3 separate regions of the Homo sapiens genome follow, and regions 1 and 3 are each linked to region 2. The links are chromatin contacts, found by Hi-C or POLR2A ChIA-PET in ENCODE. All regions are on one chromosome and are shown on one strand. Each heading gives the region's core, a stretch centred on a gene start or an enhancer-like site at or near the end of the contact. The rest is flanking DNA. Distances are from core to core; before and after follow the strand shown. Region 1 overlaps MGMT (O-6-methylguanine-DNA methyltransferase). Region 2 holds the start of EBF3 (EBF transcription factor 3). Region 3 overlaps MGMT (O-6-methylguanine-DNA methyltransferase).

What was found. Hi-C counts contacts between places; a loop is a spot of excess contacts on that map. ChIA-PET counts read pairs that join two places held with the same protein, here RNA polymerase II (POLR2A). Pooled maps may share reads with other maps.
Region 1: a pooled map shows a loop between it and region 2 (2.0-fold over the local background). The contact joins the enhancer-like site here to the promoter of EBF3 in region 2. A Hi-C loop is called at or near these places in 1 of 168 maps with a recorded cell type or tissue (cardiac septum) and 3 of 50 pooled maps. POLR2A ChIA-PET finds 5 or more read pairs at or near these places in 1 of 52 experiments (HEK293).
Region 3: a loop to region 2 is called in a map of vagina, with 2.4 times the contacts of the local background. The contact joins the enhancer-like site here to the promoter of EBF3 in region 2. A Hi-C loop is called at or near these places in 4 of 168 maps with a recorded cell type or tissue (aorta, heart left ventricle, right lobe of liver and 1 more) and 3 of 50 pooled maps.

The regions. Positions count from the first base shown.
Region 1 is chr10:129,542,850-129,546,390 of GRCh38, forward strand. All of the region lies in intron 2 of MGMT (O-6-methylguanine-DNA methyltransferase), which reads left to right. Among named protein-coding and RNA genes, the nearest start is that of MGMT, 77 kb to the left of the region's middle. RefSeq lists an enhancer at 3,432-3,541. Within about 2 kb of position 1,491, at least 3 of the 41 ENCODE cell types and tissues checked have a DNase peak (open chromatin) inside an H3K27ac peak, as active enhancers do.
Region 2 is chr10:129,962,094-129,965,685 of GRCh38, forward strand. EBF3 (EBF transcription factor 3) reads right to left here and starts at 2,181. Exons shown (of 17, transcript NM_001375380.1): 1 at 1,542-2,181; 2 at 1,274-1,430; 3 at 849-912; 4 at 78-133. The coding sequence starts at 1,675. RefSeq lists an enhancer at 2,308-3,279.
Region 3 is chr10:129,693,380-129,696,734 of GRCh38, forward strand. The region is part of intron 2 of MGMT (O-6-methylguanine-DNA methyltransferase); the gene reads left to right. Among named protein-coding and RNA genes, the nearest start is that of MIR4297, 150 kb to the right of the region's middle. Within about 2 kb of position 1,417, at least 6 of the 41 ENCODE cell types and tissues checked have a DNase peak (open chromatin) inside an H3K27ac peak, as active enhancers do; they include right lobe of liver, where a contact is called at or near this core.

The DNA.
Region 1 (3,541 bases), core at 241-2,740, 420 kb before region 2:
ACGGATGTTGCCTCCCGTTTCTGCCTGAGAGGGGTAAATGATCAGTGGTGGATAGGGAGTTCCTCTTGTGACTTATGTTATCAATAACACAAATTGTGCATATACTTCACCCCATGCTAAACATTTATAGTGCAGTGTCCTTTAGAAGCCAGACAATGGCCTCGTCTTTCAGGTTGATGGCTAAAAAGACAAGACAGGAAGCCAAGGTGTTTCTTTTCAGCTCCACAGATCCTTGTGATGAATTATGTTCCGTGACGAGAGGGTACGATGGGGGCCGACTGCTGGCCCCCGGACACACAGTGCTGCACATGGGGCCTGCAGAGGTGTTAGCGTAGCCCGTGATGGTGGCAGCTCTTGGACCTTAGTAAAATAAAGGGAAGCAGCATAACATATGCTTTTAAGTGAGGGTATGGCGTGAAAACCCTGCCGTTGTGTGATAGGAGACGGGCTCTGCAGGCTGAGCCTTCCAAGTCGTGAATGATGAGGTTTGCTGTGCTCCTCTGATTGGCAGCTGAAAGGGCAGGTCAGAGCTCCTCTCTACAGCACTGCGGAGAATCCCAGGCTGTGGAGCACTGGCCCATCCACCCCAGGACAGAGCTGCCTCGCCACAGAAGAGCGAGGTTCTGGGATTCACTGTGAAATTGTTGTATGGTTTCTGATCTAGAAAATCAAACCTAAACAATGCGCAACCTCACCAGCTTCGGTGCTCTTGATGTTTTCTCCCTGCAGCTGGTTCTTTGCTGACCTGGGGGCAGAGTAGACAGTGGTGGCAGCCAGGTGGATAGTATTTAAACAAGTGTCACTGAGATTTAGGGTCCTTATGTGCTGGACTCATCTAAGAAAAAAAAAAGCAATGCAAAAGTTTTATTTCTGTCAATTTTGTAACTGTGTTACAAGGAGACAGAGATGGCAAACGTGTGTGCCTGTGTCTGTGAGTCAGAAGCAAACTTGTTCATTTCATTTAATTTTAAGTCTGCCAGGAACTTCTTGGAAGGAAGAAAAGAATGGTTGAATGACAGCTACAAATAGGTGAGTTCAGAATATGATCCAAAGTGTCAGAGCAAAAGATTTTTTAAGTTTCCAACATTTGGAGTAAAAGAGCACTTTAGAGTAACAGGTAAATGGGTTAACTTCAGGCAGAGAGAGGTGGATGTTTCTGCCTCTCTGGTATGTTAAAATAAAACCCCTTAAATCCCCTGCTCTTAACAATAAGTTTCCATTTAAGAGTCATTGGGCTTCACCTCTGTTCGGCTCTGTTTGTGAAGGGAGGGCAGCTTTTCTGGGGAGATCATGCCCCTCTCTCCTTTATGTGGCCACAGAGATCCTTTCCCTGTTTTCATGAGGAGGAAACATGGAACCTTGGCACAATCCAGTTCTCATCTAGAATTACATTGTATGCTGTGCAGGCCAGGGGAGGAAAGATCCCGGAAGTGGCAGCCACCGGATAGGCACGTTGCCGCCACAGCCAGCATCGGCGTCTGTTCAGGTTTCAGGAAGGTCACTTCTTGGCTCAAATCCCTGGTATTTCCAGGTTGTCTTCAGACTGCGGCTTTCACCCTCAGGAAGCCCCAGCATGGCCTTGGGCCCAGCTTAGAGGCTTGTGGGGGTTTGGGTGTAGCCCCGTGCACAGTATCCTGTCTAGGATTCATAATCTTGCAACAGCCATCCCTGATGGGATTGGGTAAGATGACAGTGTCCTTTCTCGATGGCCCTGGTGCCCTGTGGAGTTGGGTCCTGGCCCTCACTACCCTGTTGCGTGGGTGGGCCACGCCCCTCCTGCTGATCAGCCTCTGTTGCAGAGAGTCTGGCCCTGTGGACCCCTGCCCCCGGCCCCAGGCCCTGTGTCTGCGCTGGGCTTGCATTGCCTGCCTCTCGGTCCCCTCGCCTCATTGCAGTTTGGTGCTTCTAATTAGTTGTGGTCTTGAAAAGCTGGTGAACAGGCTTGTCCACATTGTATGGGAAATAAGGTTCAATGAACCCCTGTGAGAAACGCCAAGTGTGGGATTTCTGACAGTATCCCACAGAAACATCTCAGAGCCCATTTCTGTTTCCTCCTGGAGTCTCTGTTTCTCCCAGAAGAGGCGGCGTGGCCAGGGGTCAGGCAGATGTCAAGGAAGTGAGGACTCGGAGGGACTGGCACCTGTGGAATAGCCCCTGCTTCGTCTGTCTGGCCTGGTGGGAGGAGGTGTCCTTCCGTCACTGCACTTCGTCCTTGGGACCCCTCTGTGAAGTTGTTGGCATCAATGTGCGTTTACCAATAAGAGAAATGGAGATGGGGTGAGGGATGGTGGGTTACAAGTCCTGGGGAAGACTTCAGGGAAGAAGTGGGTATTCCCTCTACTTAGCTGAACTTGCAGTAGAGACTGCCACTCTGGGAGTGACTTCTGTTCTCCTGTGAAATCCTCTGTGACTCTTGCCTGCAGTTGAGGGAGCCTCTGAGACCATCCTGATTGGGATTTGGTCAGTGGGAACTCAAGTCAGTATTGTCCTGGGGGCCTGAGTGCCAGTGTCTTAAAAATAGAGTGTCCTCCAGGTAATGTTGGATTTGGAAGTTCAGGCTCAGCACTGGATTTGTCCTCGTGATATCACTCGCCTACTGTACACATGAGTCATTGTAAAGTTACGACATGAGCTCGCATACGTGCTGGTATTAGAGCTCCTTGGACGGTGATGTGCTGTTTTAGAGGAGAAAAAGCTGAGATGAAACAAAAATGGTGGTGGCAGTTACCCAGGGCCACGTCTGTGGATGCCATCCTCAGGATGCCATTGCATCTCGGGCCAGCCTCCCTCTGCTTTTGCAAAAGCACAACCGTCTGGCCTCTACGACCACCAACACACACCTCTCATACTCTGGAATTTGATTTCTGGAATGCTTTTTTATTCTTCCTATATCTGTAAGATTTTCTGATATTTAAACTGGCTGCAACTAATGAATAGTTTTCAGTTTTGTTTTAAAAGTGTTCATGTCATTTAAGCTCTAAACTCTCACAATATACTTGGTTTGTTAAATGTAAAATTTTATCAGTAATTAGATCAGCTCCTTGATATTAATGTACAGGGTAGCTCTTGCGTGCTGATCAGTTCAGAATTTAAATTGAGTTAAAGGTTAAATGAGTTTAATTTTTGAATTGAACTGAAGCATTGTCTTGTGGCAAATTCATCCAGAATTTTTATTTCCAGTTGCTGTACAAGTGACGGAAGTGGGTCTTTTTGCGATAAAAACATTGTGAATACATTTAGGATTCAGTGAGCTTCTGTCATTTACTCGCTCATTCTCTAAACGTGTGAGTGCCCTGCTCCGTGTCAGACCAGATGGCAGGCCCTGCATGGGGTGGGGAGGGGCCAGAATGTGCAGCCCCACCTGCAGCCCAAGCCCAGCTCAGGGGCAGACAGGGGCAGACGGGGAAGTGGGCTGTTCCACACCTTGAGATTGGTGAATTCCTCAAGACAGCGGCTGGCAGGGGCCCAAGCCTAGGTGACTGGCCACAGAGCTGAATGGGGCTGACCGAGTTAGGACATCACTGGGTGGTGAACCAGGAGG
Region 2 (3,592 bases), core at 931-3,430:
CAGTGCCCTTGCCTCTGAAGCCCAGGACAACCCAGGCCCAGCAGTGAAAACTCGTGCAGAGGCATAAACTTTCTCACCTGTTTGGTCATTGAATCTATGAGGCGAACATACAGATCTTGCTCTGTTCTGACTCCTGCAAAAAAACAGAGACAAATTCTCATCAGGATTTGAGTGCTGCACCTCGGGGAGGGCACACGGAGCACAGGAAGTCTGTAACTCAGGACTGCTGCCACGGTGATGCAGCAGAACTTAGGCAATCCCTTTGAAAGGGAGAAAGAGAACCCCACCACTTCTCGCTTAATTTTTTTTTTCTTTTCTTAACTAAGAACCTTAAGGCTCTTAGGGCTTGCATTTCAAGGTGCAAGGAACTTGCCTGGTGGAGAGCAGGCCTGGTAGCTGTGTGCGGTGGGCCCATGTGGTCGTTTATTTTTAGAAAAGAAAAAGCACCAAATGGAAACTGAGTGAGAGGCTGAACTCTTTCTAATGTCTCTCGAGGATTTAAAAAAAAAAAACTCGTTCACAGGAAGTAAGTTATGCTCCGTTTATGGAGTTACCCCCATCCTAATAATTAACATTAATTTGCAAAATTGAAAAAAGTCACTTAAAAGTGATGTTCTGCTGGAGCCCGTATCGATCTTTTTCTTACTTTCTACTTCAAGCCCCACCGGTTAATCATGTGAAGTGCCATCGACTTATTGATCGTTTATGTTTTGTTTTCCTTCTATGCCATGAGAAGATTTCGTGTTTACATCCATGTCATTTTAATCTCAAATCTTTATGTCCTTTCACCAGCGCAGAAAAGGAGAGCCAGCCGCTGCAGGGGCGGCGAGCACGCAGCAGGCACTTACCGTTGCTGTACAATAACTGGAGTTTATAGTGGATGCCGTTGTTGGTTTTCTCGTTGTTTGGCTCCTGAAAGTAACGATAAATAATTGCATTTAGTGCGATCGGTGTCAGGCGCGGCCACCACGCTCGGTCCCCCTCCGCGACCGAGGCTCTCGGCCTCACACATGGCAGGATTCCTAGCTCGAAGCAGCGCGGTGATGTCACTTTCCTGCTGGAAGCCCAGCGTTCTCCTCGCCCCGAGTAAGTCCGAGGGCGCAGAGAAGTTGCCCAGCCCTCGGCGGTCCCGGGCGGCCGCACGTGGCGGCGGCGGGGTGGCCTGGCGGAGCCGAGCCCGCCGCCTAGGGGGGCACTCGAACCCCCGCGCACCGGCACCGCCTGCCTCCCGCTTCTAGAAAGAGAGAGGGTGTGATCGTGTGTTTGCACTTACTTTCTCTTTCTCCACAAAGTCCACAAAAGCGGTCCTTTCAATCTCCACCGGCTGCCCCTGCCTATCGTAGAGCGCCAGCACGAAGTGGAAGAAATTGGATTTCCGGAGGTTGGAAGGCGGCTGCTTCTCGAAGTGCGCCCGCGCCAGCCCCACGCCGCTGCGGGAGGAAAGAGACAGCGGCCCGGTGAGGAGCGCGGCGCCGGCCGGCGGAGGGGGCCGGGCCGGGCCGGGGCCGGGGCCAGGGCGCGCGGGGGCGGCCGGTACGTACCTCTGGGCGGCCGTGTTGGCGTCCACCACGCCCGCCGTGTGCATCCACGAGCGCACCGGGTTCATGCCGCTGCCCAGCGGCTCCTCCTTCATGGTCGTCCCCCCGCGCGGAATATTCTCCTGAATCCCAAACATGAAAACTGCTGGCGGCGGCCGCAGCTCCCGGCCGAAAGCGTTTCCTCGAGCAGCGGCGCTCGGGGCTTGGCGGCAGGCGGCTGCCCTGGCCGCCCTCGCCCTGCTCGGCGCCTGCGGTCCGGCCCCGCCGCCGGCTTCAGCCCGTCCCGGGCAGGCGCGACATACACCAGCGGCCGGGCGCTCCGGACGGCCAGGGGCGCGGAGGCGGCTCCACCGGCGGCGGCGGCGCTTCGAAGGAGCAGGACGCGGTGGCCGCGGCGGCGCTTGTTGTTGTTGTTGTTTGCAGGCGCGCTCAACGTGGTGTCATCCTAGCCAGGCGGCGTCCGCGGCTGCAGGACACTGCGGGATCGCCCGCTTCTGGCGCGGCCCGCCTGCTCCAAAGACAAATAAACGGGGCAGTGAGTGCTGCGGCGCAGTCCCGGGCGCAGGCGGGGCGCGGCGGGGCCTGGAGCGGCGCGCGCAGCGGACGGAGGCGCACAAAACTCAGCCCTCTCTCCCCGAGGAATGGACCCTTTCCCGGGAGCCAAAACTCGAAGCCCCCGGGAGCGGCGCTGTCAGAGGGTGACGTCGGGGGGCGGTGCCTGCGCCATATATGGGAGCGGCCGCCCCTCGCCGCGCCCCTCGCCGCCGCCGCCGCCGCGCTCGCCGACTGACTGCCTGACGGCGCCGCGAGCCGGCCCGAGCCCCGCGAGCCCCGCGAGCCCCGCCGCCGCCGAGCGCCACCGAGCGCCGCCGCCGCCCCCCGCCACGCACCGCGGCTCCTCGCGTCCAGCCGCGGCCAAGGAAGTTACTACTCGCCCAAATAAATCTTGAAAAGAAACAAACGCAGCCACTGCACAATTGCAGTTTGGCCCCTTAATACCTCCCTGCAAAACCTGCCACACAGTCGAACACGATGGGCGGGGCGGGGGGCTGTAAAATGCTGAGGCGCCCCAAGTTGCCCAGATGCATGCAATAAATGCAAGGGGCTGCAGCTTGTCCTGGGGCCGCCCGAAGGAGAAGTGGGAAGAGGCAGGTCGACCGCAGGGAGGGCGCCGGAGGGAGGAGCGGGCAACGGACTGGGAGGAGGGGTGCCCAGGGCTCCCCGGCCAAGGCTGGACGCGCAGCTCAGCCTGATTTCTAAGCAGACCTAAGGCTGCTGCAGGGCCGGCCGGTCCCGGTCTGAGCCCCGCCAGGTACCCCAAGCTTCCTACCCCGGCGGAGGCCGCCGAGTGCCGGGCAGGGAATCACGTCGGAGGCAGGGTCTGCCAGATGCTCCCTCTCCCCCGGTGGCCGCGGCAGACCCCGGCCCCTGGCCTGTTCTTACGCACAGCGAGTGACAAAGAAGGCTCCGGTCTCTCCGGGCCGACGGGAAGCGCGCCCGGCCTCTCCGGCGACCCGGAGCCGGGTGTCTGGCTGCGCGACCTGCGCGGTGGCCAGACCGCCCTGGAGCCAACTGCTCCAAAAACCAAGCGGACGCCGCGGGCGCTGTGGCCCGGCCCTCGGAGCCGCCGGACCCGGGTGAGCGCGCGGCGCGCGGCTTCCCGACCTGGTTTCTAGGAATCGGGAGGGCAGCCGGGCGCGGGCAGACTGTGGGCCCCGCGGCCCAGCTCCTGTAGCCGGGACTCCGCGCCCAGGAGCGCGGCCCGCCCAAAGGACGTCTGCGCGACACGGAGCAGAGACCCAGGGGACGACCAGGAACTGTCCTAGGCACTTCCCTGCCAAGAGAAATCAGGCCCTTTTGATTAAAAGAAAAAAAAAAAAAAGATTGCAGGGCGCAAGTGTGTTGCAGGGCAGCCTCCTCCCGCCGGGTCTGGGGCAGCACTCCCTTTTCCCGTGAATTGGCAGCGTGTGTACGTTAATATTTTAATTAATCGGGAAAGTCGAAGTCCGATTCACGTTGTCTGGGGACCCCCACGCCTCTTGGAAGGAGTGAGA
Region 3 (3,355 bases), core at 167-2,666, 270 kb before region 2:
ATTTTCTTGAGCATCTAAGAATCCTTTCCTTTCAAAAGATCCCCAAGTTACCCCGGTCTAAGCTAAGAAGGGTTCAGCGTTGGCCGGAAGCATAACTCTAGCTCTCCAAGGCCTTGGGCTGCGGCAGGGTTTGCATGTCCAGGCAGTAGGTGGAGGCTTCTCTTGGTCAGTGTGTCTGCTCAGGGGGAGGCCTGGCTGGGGAAGCGGGTAGCAGTTTGGGACCAGAGCTTAAAAGAGAAGGAGAGACCGGTGCGGTGGCTCAGGCCTATAATCCCAGCACTTTGGGAGGATGGGGCAGGTAGATCACAAGGTCGGGAGTTCGAGACCAGACTGACCAACATGGTGAAACCCCATCTTTACTAAAGATACAAAAATTAGCAGGGTGTGGTGGCGCACGCCTATAATACCAGCTACTCAGGAGGCTGAGGCAGGAGAATCACTTGAACCCGAGAGGTGGAGGTTGCAGTGAGCCGACATCATGCCGCTGCACTGCAGCGTGGGCGACAGAGTGAGATTCCATCTAAAAAGAAAAAAAAAAAAAGTGAGACTTTGAAAGTGATGACAGTTTCCACAGTTCCCATGGGCAGGTGGCTCAGAATGAGGTGGCCTGAGGCCCACAGTCTGTCCTTGGGGACTGGGTGGCCCCCACGTCCAGGCAGCAGGGAGAGGACGTGCTGGCTGCCAAGATGGGGTGGGAGAAGCCCAGGGCATCAAGTGCCACGGAAATAAAGCTGGTTGCCTTAGTTGAATGGCGCCTTTGAGTTCCCAGAAGCTCTTCTCAGCGGGAGGCTCCCTGTCTTTCACCTCTGCTCTTCTGAGGTACCAGTTGAAGGGTTTGGGGGGTGAAATCAAGGCATAGGGCTCCTGGCAACACTACCCCTGGCTCCGGGGTTTGCATGCCGGGGCTTCTTCCTTGTCCTGGCTGTCAGAGAACACCTGGAAATAAATGCTGCATTGTTTTGCTGGAAAATCCTGACACCACCTCCTGCCTTCCCCTGGGAGGGCTGAGACCTGGCCTAGGCATGGAGCTTACGGTCCACAGACCTGCCTGCCTGCAGCATGACAGCCTCCCAGAGGGCTGTATTGATTTTTGAAGAGGAGGAAAAAGGCATACAAAATTGGACTTGCCAGCCTTCTTTGAGTAGAAATTGGTGCTTCCTAAAGGGAATCTTAATTGGCTAGCTTCGAAGCTAAAATGTTTTCTCCCCCTTCCCTTCTCAGAACTCTCCAGCCCCCCTGTTTGTTCTTGTGAGACTTTTCCAAGCCCCAGTTACTTTTCTTTCCTGCTTTGGAACATAATTGGATTCTTCGCTGGGTAGAGTTTTGCTTGGAAGACCTGAGGGTGTAGCTGAACCAAGTTTGAGCACCCTGGAAGGAAGACAGAAGATGCCGGGAGACCAGCCAGCTCAAAGGAGAAAGGGAGGGGGACAGCATCTGAACTCTGGCCTCCAGCATGATTTCATCCTTTAAACTGAAAACCCTGAGTTTCAGTGCCAGCGACGACACTTGTTGAAAAAGTACAAATGTTTTCTGCTTCTTGTAATCTACTTCTTGCAAATATTAGTACTCTGGAAAAAAGATTTATTTTAATAATGTGAGTTTCAGATTTTTTTCTGTAGTTAACGTTGTTTTATTACTCTATATCCTTGCCAGAAAGCGTGTTTTAAGAGTTTCAATTCAAAATTAAATATGACCTCAGTGTTTTAAAATACAATTATATTAACTGTCCATTTAATAGTTGCTGAGGATTTTTTTGGCCACTGATGGATAGTCAAGATACTTGTCTGAGATTAAATGCAGTATTCTCAACTCTGCTAACCAGCTAACTTGTTCCAGCTGCAGCAATCAACAGGAAAAACAAGGGCTTTCTATGAAGTGAGCTGGAGAAAGTTGTTCCCGGATAAAATTGCAGTACTATTCTATAAGCTGTGCTTTTCTTTTAAAAACTCCACTGTGTTTCATAATAGGGAACTATCTATTATTTATTTAGAACTGTACAAACCAATTTACAAGACAGGTAATTTAGTGACAGAATTATTTATTAATGAGCCCAAGTATACAAGTTAATGGGACCGAGCCCCGTGGAGGTCAATCCTCATATAATCCATGCCTTTTGGAAAGAAAAGTATTGTCTTCAGAACATTTAGTTATGATTGTTAAATTTAAATTACGATATATTCTCTTGCTAAGACAAAAAATAATTTTTTCTGAATTGCATGATGACAGAGTTAGTCTGTAAGCTGTGTGGAGATGAATTGTGTCAATTAGGGGTAGGTACATCTTAGCCCTGTTGGTACCAAAAGTATTATTTCTCATTGCATGGGCTCACAGGAGAAAGCAAGCCTGTTCTTTAATAGAGACGACAAATCAGAAACCGCTGCCTGCCTGGGAGATGGAACAGTCGTGCAGGCGAGGAGCTCAGAGGGCGGGCGTGGCTTCCCAAGCTCTGGCACAGCCTGCAGGCCTTATCAGGTGCTCTGCTTCTGGGGTACTCGGCACTTTGCTCTTCCGGTGGATGGGGGAGGGGCGGGCTGTTCCATGTGACAGCATGTGGGCTTGTCATGATTCGGGGTGACCACTGGCTTCCATTTCCCAGGAGTGGCTTTGTCCTCGCGGTCTTACGGTATGTTTCCAGTAGATGAGAAGGCATGCCTACAGACAGGGCCTGCTGGTGTCTGCTGTGTGTCATGGGGGGAGGCAAGGTTTTCCTCACTGGGACCTCTTCACTCCCCCTTTATTAATGACCCCCTGGCTCCTCCCCAGAGGCCCAGAAGCCTAGAGGAGAAATGAGGGTACAGCATAGATGCCTTAGTGTAACGAGTGGGGCTGCTGGAACTCAACAGACTATTTACAGTTACAGCATGAAGGTGGTGCTTGAAGGATTTGCTGCTTCGTTTCATTTTTCTCATTTCATCTCATCATGAAGTCGATTGCATTATATCAGGGGGTGGGGAATGGAACAGACACAGAGGAGAACCCACCAAGTTCTGTGTCTTCAAACCTGCAGCATTTCCAGGTTCCGACTGCAGAGTCCTATCAAAGTAAGCAAAATTGGAAGTGATGCCCATTTCCTGGGCTTTCACAAACTTTGTTATTCTGCAGTCTACCACAAAATCTGAAAAGGCAGAGAAATGTAGCTTTCACTGTTTAGAAAATCTTTGTGAGTTTTTCTTCCCCCTAGGGAATGGTTTTCAGCACATTATTCATTGGAAAAATGAAATCTGAAATGTAGGTGTATTTTCAGTGCACGTGCTCCGGAGGAGCCTCAGCACCCTTGTGTCTTGTCTACCCATTCGCTCAGTGGGCAGGGATTGAGCACTGGGAATGTGCTGGGTCGGAGCCGAGGGCTGGAGGC